Linked DNA regions of Mus musculus: region 2 is linked to region 1. A link is a loop called in an ENCODE intact Hi-C map of the cell type or tissue named here. Cell type or tissue: left cerebral cortex. All regions are shown on one strand.

Region 1 (8,000 bases):
TACAAGGCTTTATCTCACCTTCATTCACCTTAATTGGTCTCTTTTCCTACATCTTAAATGCCTGTCCCATTGTGTTCCTATCCTTATGTCTGTTAGTCCAGAGCTGCCCCAACTATCTCCTTTCCCTTTTCCTACCCTTTCTTATTTACTAGAAGACCATGACTATTCCCTCTGCCCTTCCCCAGTTCTTCCTCGGTGCACAGCATCAGTCGGGATTTCCATCAAAGTAGGGGAAGGGAAGTTGGAGAAGCAGATTCGCCTCCATTTCCTCTTCTCTTTAACAAACGTCTGTTCTGTGTCTGCCCATAGCCCCAGTCATGAGTTCGTTCCCTGTATATTTACAAATACATACGTATACGATCGTTGGCTGCTATCTCTAAATGATGCAGAGGGATTTCCATCACTATGCTAAACATAAACCCACATCTCAAATGACTTTCAAAAAAGAGATAATGAAGCTGATAGGAAGTTCAAACTTGGAGTCAAATTCATCTTGGAGCTTCCTTGTTGTTTTCTGTTTTCTTGCGCTTTGATTACAGATATTTGTCTTCTAAGTACAATGTTTTTGCAGGACTCTAAGTAACTAGATTGAATTTACACAACACTGCATGTAACACAGCATTCTTTTATTGTTTTTTCTCTTGTGTATTATTACATGCTAGCCACAGTTCCCCCTCCTTCCTCTCCTCCCAGTCTCTCCCTCTATCCCTGCCCCCTCCCGCACACACACATCTATTCTTTCATTTCCCTTCAGAAAAAGGCCAGCCTCCCATGGATATCCAGTTGCACCAAGACTAGGCACCTTCCCTCATATCAAAGCTGGAACTATGCAACCCAGTAGGACAAAAAGGGTCCAAAAACGAGGCAAAAGAGTCAGAGAAAGCCCCCTCTCCCACTATTACGAGCCCCATAAGAAGAGCAAACTACACAACCATAATATACGCAGAATTGCCTAGGTCAGACCCATATGGGCTCCCTGGTTGTCAGTTCAGTCTCTATGGGATCCCATGAGCTCACGTTAGTTGACTACGGGTTTTCTTATAATGTGGTGTTCTTAGTAAGTACTTATTAATGGACTGAAGGGATATGTGTAGGGGTTGGTCTGGTATTGCTATGTATTCATATGCTAAATACTGACCCCCCAAGATGTGGCTACTACAACACTGTGTTCCCCAAATTTGTTTAACCCAAATTCTCTGGGTTATTTCTGCTCCATGAGTCTGGCATCCTAGAGTGCTGGTCCATCAGGGCTAATATTAGGAGACCTCCTGTTCTCTATCTCTTCTCTCTCAGACTCGCTCTCCTCTCCTCTCCTCTCCTCTCCTCTCCTCTCCTCTCCTCTTGCCTCTTGCCTCTCACCTCTTCCTTCTCTCTCCCCTCTCCTCTCTCCTCTCCCTTTTCCCCTCTCCCCTCTCCACTCTCCCCCATCCCCTATGTCCTTGTGGTTCCTACCTGTGATCTCCTAGCCCAGTAACTCAAACTCTACCTCCCTGTACCCCCCCACACAGTAATTGGCTATTGACAGTTTTATTTAACCAATAGTTTTAAATTGGGGAGCAGGGTTTACGCAACAAAGGCTGGTATACAGGAGGATCCTCTCATCTTGAAGCAACCAGATCTTGGGGTACAGAACATAGCATTTGAATGCAAGCAGCACCTGACCAACCCCCTACAAATATGCATTATTAGCACTTAGGTATTTTTGTGTTAAAAGAAAAAAAAAGATGAAATGGGAATCCAAGGTGCTAAGAGAACTCAGAAAAGCTGTGAGAAGAGGTCTGTGTTGCTGAGCATAAGCGATCCTCTCTTAGGAACATGATAGCCCTGAGCAAGAAGAAATGCATGGACACAAACAGATGCTACCCAAAGTAGACCGAAAGCCAAGAATGACCATTGCCAGAACTCCATCTGCAATGAGAGAAAGCAGATTCTGATCGGTCCCCTTAATGCCAGCATGAAGCCTTGGGCTCAAAACCCCAGGAGGTGGGGGGGGGGGGGGAACAGAAAGAAAGGAAAGGAGGGAGGAGAGGAAGAAAGGAGGGAGAGAGGTGAAAAAGGCAGGATAGGAAGGAGGAAGAGAGGTGTTAATACACCTAGGTTGGCTTTTTCAGCTATGACAAAGTCTTTAACTACTTCTCTGTGATTAAAAACAAAATCAGATTGTGTAAGGGCCAGGAGACCTGAGGTGGAGCTAAGTAGTACCCTGACTAGCTATTTATATTTTATCTTTAATCTTTTTTACGGTCCAGTCGTTTCACCCCTCCTGTTCTGCCCTCTAACAAGTCCCCATCCCATTCCTCCCCCCACCCCCGTCTCCAAGAGGGTCTCACACACACACACACACACACACACACACAGAGTCACCCAACCAGGCCTCCCCATTCTCTGGGGCCTCAAGTGTCTCAAGGGTTAGGTGCATTCTCTTATTGCAGCCAGATTAGGCAGTCCTCTGCTGTGTATGCCCTACTAGCTATTTTTAATTTTAATTCTTTAGCCACATTCATGTGATACAGAATGTGCCGGTGACGTTCAGCCTCTCTTTACCCGGGTCTCCCATCATAATCAGTCTCACTTGCATCTTCTCTACTTTATCTTTCACACCACATTACTCTCTTTACTTCTAAAATGGCAGTCAGATGCACTATAGGGTCCAGAAATTATCCTTCAAAGGCACATGGAGTCATCAAACCGGGAAGCCCTTGACCCGGAACCACATTACAAAAATATTCAGGTTGGAGACCCAGCTCAGTTGGTAAAGTGTCCTTGTGACTTACAGTTGGAACCTGCAGAGCTCCATTGTGGGAGGAGGGCAATCTCTGGACTTGGAGCTACAATACAGGTTTATTTTGAAATCCTCCCAACCCTTGCTTCTTGGGACTGCCACACCTAGTTATCATCTGACCTCCACGTGCATGCAGTAACATTCATCCACATACCTACAATAAATAAATAAACAAACAAACAAACGTGATGAAGGTATTTGAGTGCAGTTTGGGTGTACAGACTTATTTATAGGACCTAATTTATTTACCCTTCTGGTGTATCAACTTTATTCTTAAGATACACGCCAGAAAATGGGAAACTGAAGAACAACTGCGTGCTGGGAACAGAACCCCTGTGGTTGTGAGTCTTAGCCCACTAACTAGAAGTTTCCCTAACCCTCGGTCTAATGATTTTCTTCCTTGGAAATAAAAGCTGCAAGCGTCTATTTTGCCACAAGGTGTCAGGCCGGGGTAATTTAATCTTCAAAGGCCTTTTACACTATCTGATGGGAGTCAGTGAACCCAAACATTATCCACGGAGCACTAAGACACGCAGGACAGTGGAGTTCAGATCATCCCTTTAATTCCAGCACTCGGGAGGCAGAAGTAGGCTGATCTCAGAAAAAGAGGAGTTTGTGACCCAGGGTCACATTAAAAACAACACTCAGGTTGGAGACGCAGCTCCACCTTGGTCGTTAGTGTCTAGAGTCTGAGTTGAATCTGCAAAACTCTGTGGTGAACGGAGGGTGGTCCCTAGCGTCAGAGCTACGGGTTATTTTTAAATCCTCTCAACCCTGTGCTTCTTGTGACCACCACACCGAGGTATCATCTGACCTCCACGTGTGTATCATAATATTCATTCACATAGCTACAATAAACAAATAAACCCGGTGTAAAAGTCACTCACAAACTCAGATTCATCCTCTGACTGTCCTAACAGCTAGTCGTCTGAGAAACTGCTCTGTTGGAAGAGCGCTCCACCGCGGACGGCGTAATCGCTACAGAGCAGTTGGTCTCCAAGTGTGGGATCCAGGATCACTACAGCGTCGCCCGGCAACAGGCGAAATGCACAACTGCAGATTTCGACCAGGTCCCAGTCGGTTTCCAGTGAGCCCTGCTGGTGACCCTGGGTCCCCCTTGCACAGCCAAGGATTCGCCCCCGGCGACGCCCCTCCCACGGCGGCCGCAGCGAAGCCCCTGGGTGTGAGCAGGAGCTGGTCTCCGGCAGGGGGCGCTGTGCGCGCGGCGGCCGAGGGGCGGGGTCTGCGGAGCGGGCTGTGCTGGGCAGCGAGATTCGGGCTCCGCGTGGGACTGGGAGTCCGTCCGGGCAGCGAGCGCCTCGCCGTCGGGTCCCACGGAGAAGCCGGTGAGTCCCGAGTCTCGTTCGCAGGCCGCTTGCTCCCCGCCTCCGCGGGCCTTGGGAATCTGCTGCGGGCCGGGGAAGGGGTGAGGCGGGTCTCAGGGGCGGGCGGTGGTGCTCCGGGCAGCGGGGCGCCCCTTCGGCCCCTCGCGGATCTCGGCGAGCCCCGCGGGGAGCAGGTCTCCGCGGTCCCGGCTCTGGAGCTTAGGTCAACTTTGCAGTCAGGTTGGGTTCCCCCGGTAAGTTTGCCAACTTGGCAGTTTCCGCAAGTTTGCCTCGCTGGATGAATGACTCGTCCTGCTGTTTGAGCTGGTTTCTTCATGGAATTTTTTTTTTTTTTTTTTCATTTTAAGTCTTTGGAACACCGGTCCTACTCTTTCGGGATCTGAGTAGGATTCGGGTTTAAAATAGTCAGAGCTTTTAAATAAGGCACTCTGGTGAAAGCAACTAACAGACGTTTGTAGTCCAAGAATTTAAGTCCACTTCAAATTTAGTTATGCTGTTCCGTTGAGGTGGGGGATACATCCACATCTCGATATAAAATCAAGGGAATGTATTTAATATTAATGTTAAGCACTTGGGGAAGCAATGCTTTAAGAAACAGCCCGCTGTAGAACACCTTCCCCTCTTCCAATAATTAACTGTGGCAAAGCAAAAAAATACATTTGAAAGACTCGTGGGACATGCACTGCAACCCACAATGTATTCCAGTCACTGGGTTTCTTGGATTCTAAACTCCTTCCCATAAACATGAGTCTGTTGGGCTGTGTCAATATTTAGCAGGAACAACAAGCCAGCCAACCTAATCCAGGAAAACAGAAATCACTATTTAATGGGGAAGAAAGCTGGAGAATGTTGGTTCAAATCCTGGAGTTCTTGACATCTCTGCACTATGCTGTTTCCTGCTGAGTTTGCTGGACAGCCTGATGAAACCTCTCCTGTAGAAGTGTAATTATAGGTGTAGCTAAGGTCTGGTGGAAGAAGGCATGATTTATTTAGCTGATAGTTTGTTTTCCTGGTTTCTGGGCATACAGTCAACAATCACCTTTACGGGCATTGGCTCTTTTCCTTAGCGATGCTCCTCAGAGTGGTACCATGCAAACAAATGGCTAGGCATCTCCTCTGGGCCACTCTGTCCTTCCACCCAGAATCTCTCAGCAGTGGCTGTCTGTCATGTCAGCAAGCACCAACAACTCACTGCAGGTCACAGGACTGGGTAAAGAAAGGGGCTCTCATCCGTTTTCTCCACTTCCTTTCCAGAGCCACCATCTGTCTATACACTATTATCCTTTAAGATGTATGGCATTACCACACAGGTCTTAATGGAGCGTTTCCCTGTCCTAAACTTTCTTTGAGAACAGACTTATCATTTAACTTTGTATTTCCCGTGTCTGCCATCATTGTTCAGTGTGATTAATGAATTAACAGTGAACAGCTATAGATTTATGCTTCACTATCTTAAACATTGTGAATCACAAAACTTAAAATACACTCTAAACGTAGCAAACTGTTTCTTATACTTGTTACTACAGTGCATGCTACCCTATTCCTAGATACCCAACACCAACCTACTCACTTTATAGTACTGGTTAAGGTCAGAAAATGGCATGGGTAATACATTTTGAAGACAGACTGTTAGCCCCTCAAGGGCAGCCTTGAAATCTCCTTCTCTTTTTCCTCTTTGATATTGGCCTTGTAAGAACTTGTTGAATGACCTAGACTTTACCCAGAATTCTTTCAAATGGAAATGGTCAACACACACCTCAAACTCAAAAAAAAACAAACAAACAAACAAACAAAAAGGCATGAACTACTGCCAGCAAGATTTGTCACTGTCCTTCTTCATTTTTTTTAAATTTTTTTATTGGGCATTTTCCTCATTTACATTTCCAATGCTATCCCAAAAGTCCTCCATACCCTCCCCCCCACCCCCCTACCCACCTACTCCCACTTCTTGGCCCTGGTATTCCCCTGTACTGAGGCAGATAAAGTTTGCACAACCAATGGGCCTTTCTTTCCACTGGTGGCTGACTAGGCCATCTTCTGATACATATGCAGCTAGAGACACGAGCTCCAGGGGGTACTGGTTAGTTCATATTGTTGTTCCACCTATAGGGTTGCAGATCCCTTTAGTTCCTTGGTTACTTTCTCTAGCTCCTCCATTGGGGGCCCTGTGATCCATCCAATAGCTGACTGTGAGCATCCACTTCTGTGTTTGCTAGGCCCTGGCATAATCTCACAAGAGACAGCTATATCAGACTCCTTTCAGCAAAATCTTGCTAGTGTATGCAATGGTGTCAGCGTTTGGCAGCTGATTATGGAATGGATCCGCAGATTTGATAGTCTCTAGATGGTCCATCCTTTTGTCTCAGCTCCAAACTTTGTCTCTGTAACTCCTTCCATGGGTGTTTTGTTCCCAGTTCTAAGAAGGGGCAAAGTGTCCACACTTTGGTCTTCGTTCTTCTTGAGTTTCATGTACTTTGTATCTTGTATCTTGGGTATTCTAAGTTTCTGGGCTAATATCCACTGATCAGTGAGTACATATCATGTGAGTTCTCTTGTCATTGGGTTACCTCACTCAGGATGATGCCCTCCAGGTCAATCCATTTGCCTAGGAATTTCATAAATTCATTCTTTTTAATAGCTGAGTAGTACTCCATTGTGTAAATGTACCATATTTTCTGTATCCATTCCTCTATTGAGGGGCATCTGTGTTCTTTCCAGCTTCTGGCTATTATAAATAAGGCTGCTATGAACATAGTGGAGCAAGTGTCTTTCTTACCAATTGGAACATCTTCTGGATATATGCCCAGGAGAGGTATTGCGGGATCCTCCGGTAGTACTATGTCCAATTTTCTGAGGAACCACCAGACTGATTTCCAGAGTGGTTGTACAAGCCTGCAATCCTACCAGCAATGGAGGAGTGTTCCTCTTTCTCCACATCCTCGCCAGCATCTGCTGTCACCTGAATTTTTTATCTTAGCCATTCTGACTGGTGTGAGATGGAATCTCAGGGTTGTTTTGATTTGCATTTCCCTGATGATTAAGGATGTTGAACATTTTTTCGGGTGCTTCTCAGCCATTCGGTATTTCTCAGGTGAGAATTCTTTGTTTAGCTCTGCACCCCATTTTTAATGTGGTTATCTGATTTTCTGGAGTCTACCTTCTTCAGTTCTTTATATATATTAGACATTAGTCTCCTATCTGATTTAAGATAGGTAAAGATCCTTTCCCAGTCTGTTGGTGGCCTTTTTGTCTTATTGACGGTGTCCTTTGCCTTACAGAAGCTTTGTAATTTTATAAGGTCCCATTTGTCAATTCTCGATCTTACAGCAAAAGCCATTGCTGTTCTATTCAGGAATTTTTCCCCTGTGCCCATATCTTCGAGGCTTTTCCTCATTTTCTCCTCTATAAGTTTCACTGTCTCTGGTTTTATGTGGAGTTCCTTGATCCACTTAGATTTGACCTTAGTACAAGGAGATAGGAATGGATCAATTCGCATTCTTCTACATGATAACCGCCAGTTGTGCCAGCACCATTTGTTGAAAATGCTGTCTTTTTTCCACTTGATGGTTTTAGCTCCCTTGTCAAAGATCAAGTGACCATAGGTGTGTGGGTTCATTTCTGGGTCTTCAATTCTATTCCATTGGTCTACTTGTCTGTTGCTATACCAGTACCATGCAGTTTTTATCACAATTGCTCTGTAGTACAGCTTTAGGTCCGACATGGTGATTCCACCAGAGGTTTTTTTTATCCTTGAGAAGAGTTTTTGCTATCCTAGGTTTTTTTGTTATTCCAGATGAATTTGCAGATTTCTCTTTCTAATTCGTTGAAGAATTAAGTTGGAATTTTGATGGGGATTGCATTGAATCTGTAGA
Region 2 (8,000 bases), 790 kb after region 1:
CTTCTAGAGCAGCAACCAACAACTTGGATCCTGAGCTACAAACAAGCAGAAAGAGCTCACTGCAAACAGCACATATGTTTTGAAGCCTCAAAGCCTGCGCCTAGGGCCATACTTCCTCTAGCAAGACCATACCTCCTGGTGGACTAAAAACAGCAGCCAACTAGAGACCAAATATTCACATGCCCAAGGGTAATCGGGGACACATCATTCTAATTACCGTAAATATATTTTTAAACTAGTTTTGGGAATATAGGTGTTTCACAATTGGCAGCTTTATCATGTTGAACTTTGAGGCGATCCGAATCAACATTAACATTTATCATTGAACTGGTCTCAGCTGAAGCAAAGGGTTTCAGTGCATGGAGCAGTGTCACTATTTGTGTCCAGGAGTGTTGGGAGGCACTGTTACCTAAGCAACGGTCCAGAGAGGAAAGGAAGGAATTTGTTGAGTTCTGATTTGCAAAACACAGAGCCAGTTCCCAAGTCTGAACTATCCCAGCTGCCCATGGCCGCAAGCTCCAGTTTGCCTCCACCCCTCGTCCCAGGTGCTGTCTGAACAAATAATCTCATGTTGGTGAGGGTGCACCCGTGGCCATGACCGCCTCTGCCCTGCTTGTGCATTCTAGCTTAAGGGTGGCAGGTTGTTAGAATGAGTCTTGCTAAGCAGGGGCTCTCAGACCCATACTCTCAGAATCCATTGGCGTTTGTGCTGTTGTAGCTTCTAACTCCAGAGCCACCCTGATGCTGTGTGGTTCTGCGCGTCACCTCACCACTGGGGTGTGTGAACACCATTCGGGGAGATGAAGTGCAGAGGTTGAGGCTACATTCATTTCTCACCATCATCTGGGTGCTGGGCTCATGGGGCATGCTGTTCAGGGGAGGTGAAACATAGCATAAGATAGGGGCCCCGGCCGGAGCTTCTCTGGGTGAGAAACGGTGCAGGCTGGGGCCAGGCTGCAGTTCTCTAATGCATGGGTACTCAAATGCTGCTAGGAACTGCAAGTAGTTGAGAAAGAGGGGTGGGGGTAACCATGGGCCTGAGATGAGTGGGGTGGAGGAAATCCTGCTTAGCCCAGAGTGGGTGTCAGGAGTGCAGAGAGGCCTTCAGCAGGAGACTTAGCATGGCTCTGTATTGACTAAGACTTCCTCAATTGGTGGTCTTTGAGGAAGGAGAGTCCTTGCTTGTCCAAAGTGTTTATTCATGATAGAAAATGGATGTATACAACTTACTCAGAGTGGACCAGAGATTAAATACTTTTTGCTTCGTGCAAAAAGTATTTATTAGCTAAGCCCTCAAGTCCAAGCCATCTAAATACCTCATTAGTATGGAGAGCTCTGGGCTCTGCGCTACCTGACCAGTTGTCCTGGTCCTCTTAGTGGGATGTCTTGGTGGTCACTGTGTTCCAGGACAGGAATCCCGGTTCCTTCATCAACTTGACCTTACCAGTTTTTCTGCCTGGTGACACAGTTCCACCTGCCCCCACACTGCTGCTACTTGAAGGAATACATAGTGAGTAACCGAGCTCCTATCTAGTGCTCCTGTCCCCAGATCCTTTTGTTGGGTCCCTTGGAAGCTCTGCTGTGGTGCTCCAGTGGGCAGGCTGCATTTGTATGGAGATTATGCTCAACCCCCACCCCCACCCCCAGTGCAGAGCTGTCCCACTGGCTGCTGCCTGCACATCTCATTGCACATCTCATCCTGTCTGAGGCCCTGTTACAGTAACTCACTCACTCTGCAAAGCAGTCACTGAGACAACAGTGAAGCAGTGAGGGCATCCCGTTTAAGCAGACAGGCATTCAAAGCAACAGGGAAGAGAAAGATGGAGACACTGGAGAAGATGGAAACAAAATATTTTAAGTGAGCTGCTCTAGTTGGAGGACTCTGGTTCTACAAGACATTTTCTGAAATAATTTTTAAGTTGGTTGGTTGTGTTTCTCCTCGGGTTTTCTAACAGCTGTTTGGTCTCTCTTCTGCAAATCTTTTGTGGCCTCTGGACCCAGACTTAGGCAATCAATCAAATCTACAAGTCATTTATCAGAAGCCCCTGAGGGTGGGTTAGGTAGTTAGACTGGGGCAGTCAGAGGCCCCAGGCCTAGCATATTATCTGTGAGTTTAGGATAGTTGACATATCTTTGCTCTCCTTTGGGCCAGTTAAAGTGATTGTTTGGAGTGTGAATATCTCAGTAAATATTTTGGGGTGTGTGTGTGTGTGTGTGTGTGTACACAAGAGAGAGAGCATGTGCACACGCACAAGTGTGTGCAGTTTATGCATTGGTACACGTTCATGTGTGTACTTCGTTCATGTGTGTACGTGTACGTGTACGTGTGGAGGCCAGAGGACCTCAATTGTTATTCCTCAGGAATCTTCCACCTTGGAGTTTTGAGACATGGTCTGTCTCTGGAACTCAGGCAAACCAGACTGGCTGGCCAGCAAGCCCAAGGGATCTCGCCTCCTGTTCCTGCCTCCCTGGCACAGAGATTACAAACATGGAACTACCACATCTAACTGGGTTTTGGGATCTAACTCATGTCGTCATGTTCACATAGCGAGTACTTTGCTAACGGAGATATTTCCTCAGCTCTCTCCTTCATTTTGATCTGTTTGTGCATCTGTGTATATGCGCATGTACATGATTGCATGTATACATGTGTTCACATGGGCATAACAGACAAAGGTAGATGTTGACTGTCATTCCTCGGTCTCTACCTTGTAGGTGGAGACAGCGTCTCTCACTAAGACCGGAGCTCGCCAGCTCGCCTGTACAGCTCGCCTAGCAGTCCTCAGGGATTACGTGTCTCTGCCTTCCCAGCACATGCCAAGTCCCCATACTTGCATGGATATCTTCATAGTCTCCTTTGTCTTGTTGTTTTAATGGATATTTTCTCCATGCTTATAGAGGAGTCCGTGGTGTGGCCAGCTCTGCTGAGCCTCACCATTGCTATCTGATTCTGTACTGCGCAGTTTCCAGAAGCTGCACTTACTTCCTTACTCGGGTTCCTTTCCATCTAGACGTTGGCCATGGTGAAAACACTGCAAATATTTGGAAACATCCTCCCTTTCAATCCAGTGCAGCTGAGCCTCCAGCGAGTAATTCCAGCCCCTGTCTGAGGCCCGTGCTTAGGCAGCTTTTACTGCTCGGTCTCTAGGCTCCCCCTACTGGTCGTTTCTATGTAATGCTCTCTGCCTTTTCTTTCTTCAGTCATTTTCCTGTGCAGGATCTCCTACTGCCATATTCCTCACACCAGACACAGCCCAAGCTCTTCTTTGCTGTGTAACAGCATCACCAAAATCTTACCAAATCAATGCATGATTATTGCCTCAAAATTTCTGTGGGTTGGGAGTTTCCAGACTTGGACAAGATGTTTCCTCTGCTTCCTGATTTCACAAAGATACAATCAATGAATCTGCTAGGGCTTGCAAGTTTAACTAAGGTAACTGGATAAGGGTAGACATCCAAGTTCATGTGGTTGCTGGAAACAGTTTCCAGCTGGCTATTGGAGTGATGACTGGCTAGGCTTTTTGCTGGCTGTTGGCTTAGGTCAACCACAGCTTCTTGTCTCTAAATCTTCCGACCATAGCTGTTTGCTTCCAAAAAGCCAGTAAGCAAATAGGACTTTTAACCCAATGGGAGTTATCAACTGACCCAACAATTGAGATCTTACCTTCCTTGTATTCATTTGATTAGAAAAAGTCGCTGGCCACTCCCATGTTCAGTGTGGATACCAAGTGCAAGCATCAGGGGCTCAGCATGGGCTTTTGTTTTTAGTGTAGCTTATGTCTCTTTCCATCATGGAGCACTGAGTAGAGCATGAGGCCTGGCCTTTACGCGTATTGTCGCCAGCTTCCGCTGCACTGGGTGGACAGTTGTTTCTGCTTTGCTAAATATTAAGCACCCTCACCACTTTGGGGGGCATTTGTGATTTAAGCTAGGGTCTTGTGCATGCTGAGTGCATACTGCACACCCTGAGCTATATCCCCAGCCCACCAACCTCCTCTGCTCTGTTCATCTAAAAGTGTAAAACAGCTCTGTAGTGACATTTTTTGAGAATTCTGGGATTTTGGTTTCTTTTGAAAATACAGAAATATTATAAGAATGTGCTTTTGTTTTAATCCCTGGTGTAGGGGTGTGGGGCTGCTTCGTTATCCACAGCAGCTGACTATGACTTGCCCAGTGCGCTAACAGAAGTGTGGTCTTGACAACTGCAGATAATTTTCTGCAGTTGTGTAACCTTTGGAATTCTGGGAAGTTTCCAGAAGATGCATAGATGCTAGGCTCCCGAGATGCAGGGGAGGTGGTAGTTGGTCATTAAGGGAGGTTGGTTGAGGCTTGTTAGTAGCCATAGCCAAAGAAAAACCAAAGAAATAAGTTAGATGCAGGGCTTTCTTTTTATTCTATCCTTGTTTCTCTCCTATCTAGTATTAGGGAGTGAAACCGAGGGGATAAAGGGTGGAAAAAAGAAGAACCCACAAAGTAGCAAAGGCCAGCTACACAATTCCTCTATTTCCACGTCAAGTCACTGATGAAATGCTGAAGAGGGGGCTGGTGTGTATATATGGGTACACTTACACGATACATACCCGCCCAGACACATTTTCATATATGTGTGTGCTGAAAGGGAAAGAATGACAAAGGGGATTCCTGGAGACTTCCCGGTCCTCTGGGAGCCAGGAAGTTCAGCTCTTGAGACCAAGACCGTTGTCTTCCTTGCCAAGTGATCTGCTCTTGAACTGAGCCACTTTGTAGCTCAGCAGCCTTTCCCTGTGCTTCTCGGGGGCAGCAAGGTGCATCAGGGAATAACAACCAACTACGCTAAAGGTGACATACACTGCGCAAGTTACAGTGCAGCTCCTTGCCACTGCATTCAGAAAGAGGGCCCATTGCATTTGCAGTTTGTGTAAAATATAATCAATGAATTTCTCACGGGATGAACTTTGTCATGTTTAGAGTAATTTCATAGGAATTCTTGGCTTCACCTAGTCCCCTATGTAAAGGGACAGCCTTAGTGGTCCTGTCCTGCATTTCACGTGGCGATGACACTCAGGCGATGGAAGGTGGATGCTCTTTGTGGACAAGTGTGGACACGTACTAAACCTTCTTCCCTGGAGCCCTGTACGCAGCCTTTCTCTTCAGTCACCTGGCTGTCCGGTTTTTAGAAGGAAACGAGAGCATTCGTTTCTGTTCTTTAGGAGTACAGAGTTAAATAGCATGGGAAACACACACCTTGTACAGCCTTTATTTTGAAGGCGACTGAGTTCAGTCATGGGCTCCTCCTGATACCAGTTCAAGTCTATGTAGTTTATTCAATAGATATTTAGTGCCCACTTTATGCCGTAGACTTGATAGGCAAAAGAAATAGAAAGTAAAAGAGAAAACAAACAAAGAAATCAGAGTGCAAAGTAAACACTTGCTAAAATTTAATCTGTGGCAGTTGCTATGAAGCTGTGGTGTTGCGTATGACAGGAATCCTGCCCTGGTGCACAGGTCGTGGGACTTGACCTGAGAACAAGGTTTCAACACAGGACTGAAAAATTAATTAGCAGCTAATTACATGGAGAGGGCACAGATGTCCAGACTTCAGAACTGCATGTGGGAACATTGTGTGGCTAACGGGAGAATGTGCCAGATGCAGGCACTGAAGGACCAGTGGGAGAGTATGAAGGGACAAGAATGTGTAAACAATTAGATAAGCGGAGAAGGGGGTTCTGCAGGCCTCAGCCAGCAGCTTAAGTGTGTCAGGGGAGACGGGGTTTGGCCACAGTGTGAAGCTTTTGACTCACAGAGTAACAGTTGATCAAGTCTGATTTTCAAAAGACCAGTTAGGAGTGTGGATGTATAACTTGAAATAAGGTAAGGATGATGACACATAGGTTCCGGGGAGATCCTGGGCTTAGCGAGTAAGTGGGTGTCAAGAGAAGGAGAAAAATGAATATATTTAAGACCATACAGGGACACTAAAATCATAACGTATAATGAAAGTAACATTAATGTGATTGAGATGTGTATAAAAATAGCAAGCAAAGAAGTTTAAAACAGTGTAGAGACTCCTGTCCCATCTTTATATGCATTTGCTCTGCTCTGGGGGCAGTCCTGAGGAGTCCCCAGTCACCTCCTCTATGTGTGCAGGGTAGAACCAAATATGCTCCTTCCTAGCATTTTGTCCTGAAAGCCACCTACCCTGTAGTTCCTTTCTAGGGGTATCTCACTATTGATGGACTCAGTATTGCTCTCCCCTCCTCCACCAACACAGCCCCTCAATCAGCTTTTCTGTCTCTGTATCTGAGATCTCTGCTGTATGTAGCATGGCCTCTCTCAGTGGCTTAATATTTTCCTTTCAATAAACTCCTTTCAAGTAATTTTGCTTGTTCATATGACTTCAAAAAACCAGAGATCCCTTAAGCATTCCCATAATAGAAAACAAGGTAAAATGAAACCAATGAAAATACGTAAGGGGTACGTAATATTAAGTTTGATCTTACCCACCCCGGATCCTGAACCTAAGTCCTACTTCCCTTAAGGGAGTGAGAGCCGAGTGCCTGGGAGGTCGTAAAAACAAACACCCAGATGAGATGAAGCTTTTCTTCTTGATATTCTCAAAAGAATGGAAAGATAACCAAAGAAGGGACTAACGTTTTTATGAAGGTGATAGGTATCATGCCATGTTCTCTTTGCCAGCTAAAGCAGTTTGTAGTTGGGGTTCACATCTCCCATTGTGGGAGAGCTGCTCTAGACCACATATATCTTCCTGCCATTAACACTGGAAACAAGTTGGGGGTTAGACTCAGGAAGTGCCCAACGGGTGAGAGTTGATCAAACCTGAGGGCCTGGGCCTGAGTTCCAATCCCAGGTATCCACGTAAAACAGGCGTGGTCACGTATGACAGCGCTGAGAGTAAGCAGTAAAAGGAGGCATCTGGCAAGTGCGGACTGAACGGGGCGGCATTAGCTACTTCTGGTGCTTATCATGCAGACCTTGTACTCACCAGGTAAGAGCCCCTCCCTCAGCCTCCTCCTGGGACCACCTTATTTATCTCCCAGTTTCAGGCCTACCATGTCCACATGAGGCTCCAGGAGTTTGATGAGGCACAAATCTGGTGTCGTCATACCTCCACATTTATTGTTTATCAGAGAAAGCCACGCCAGCATTCAGTGTGGCTCGATTTATTGCATGCATGGTGTCATGGTTACTGAGCTATGGCTGTAAAGAGACACCATGAACAAGGCCACTCATATAAAAGAAAGCATTTAATGGGGGTGGGGGAGGGGCTTGCTTACAGTTTTACAGGTTAGTCCGTGATTACCATGGTGTGAGGCAGAAAGGCGCAATGTTACATCAGTAGCCGAGGGTTTTATATCCAATTTATGGGCAGCAAGCAGAGAGAGAGAGAGAGAGAGAGAGAGAGAGAGAGAGAGAGAGAGAGAGAGAGAGAGAGAGAGAGAGAGAGAGAAAGAAGAAGAAGAAGAAGAAGAAGAAGAAGAAGAAGAAGAAGAAGAAGAAGAAGAAGAAGAAGAAGAAGAGAAGAGAAGAGAAGAGAAGAGAAGAGAAGAGAAGAGAAGAGAAGAGAAGAGAAGAGAAGAGAGAGGAGGAAGGAGGAGGAGGAGGAGGAGGAGGAGGAAGAGGAAGAGGAAGAGGAAGAGGAAGAGGAAGAGGAAGAGACAGACAGATTGGGTTTGAGGTGGGCTTACTAAGGGCTCCTGTAGTGACACACACCTTCACCATCAAGGCCACATCTTTCTCAAACAGTCCATCAACAGAGGACCAAGCTTTCAAACCTAGGAGCCCATGGAAGCCCTGCGCTTCAAACCACTACAGGCAGCGTAGTAATTACTTGTTTTGTTGTTATGACAAATACCTGACATAAACACCTTTGGAAAGAGACTATTAACCGTGGCGTCCTGAGCTTGAGGTGGCTGGTCACACTGCATCCTCAGTCAGAAAGCAGACAGCTATGGTTTCTGGTACCCAGCTTTCTTCTTATGCAACCAGAACTCCAGCCCAGG

What was found. A loop is a pair of places that touch in the nucleus more often than their neighbours do. Peaks named below come from ENCODE experiments on the same cell type or tissue, not always from the same donor. Only the 100,000 strongest peaks of a DNase experiment are listed, where the experiment ranks them.
Region 2: it touches region 1 in a loop (6-fold over the local background); 9 of 42 quality-filtered maps call a loop at or near these places.

The regions. Positions count from the first base shown.
Region 1 is chr5:5,745,375-5,753,374 of GRCm38, reverse strand. It overlaps Steap1 (six transmembrane epithelial antigen of the prostate 1), which reads left to right and starts at 4,058. Exons shown (of 5, transcript NM_027399.3): 1 at 4,058-4,128. Gm46900 reads right to left here. Exons shown (of 2, transcript XM_017321192.2): 2 at 3,185-4,924. The coding sequence starts at 4,444. The coding sequence ends at 3,761. In left cerebral cortex, CTCF peaks have their summits at 3,208 (motif pointing right), 3,780 and 3,979 (motif pointing right); DNase peaks (open chromatin) are centred at 3,220, 4,006 and 4,337; H3K4me3 peaks cover 1,241 bases.
Region 2 is chr5:4,957,284-4,965,283 of GRCm38, reverse strand. The region is part of intron 10 of Cdk14 (cyclin-dependent kinase 14); the gene reads left to right. Among named protein-coding and RNA genes, the nearest start is that of Fzd1, 200 kb to the right of the region's middle. In left cerebral cortex, a CTCF peak has its summit at 3,161 (motif pointing left); DNase peaks (open chromatin) are centred at 3,145 and 5,847.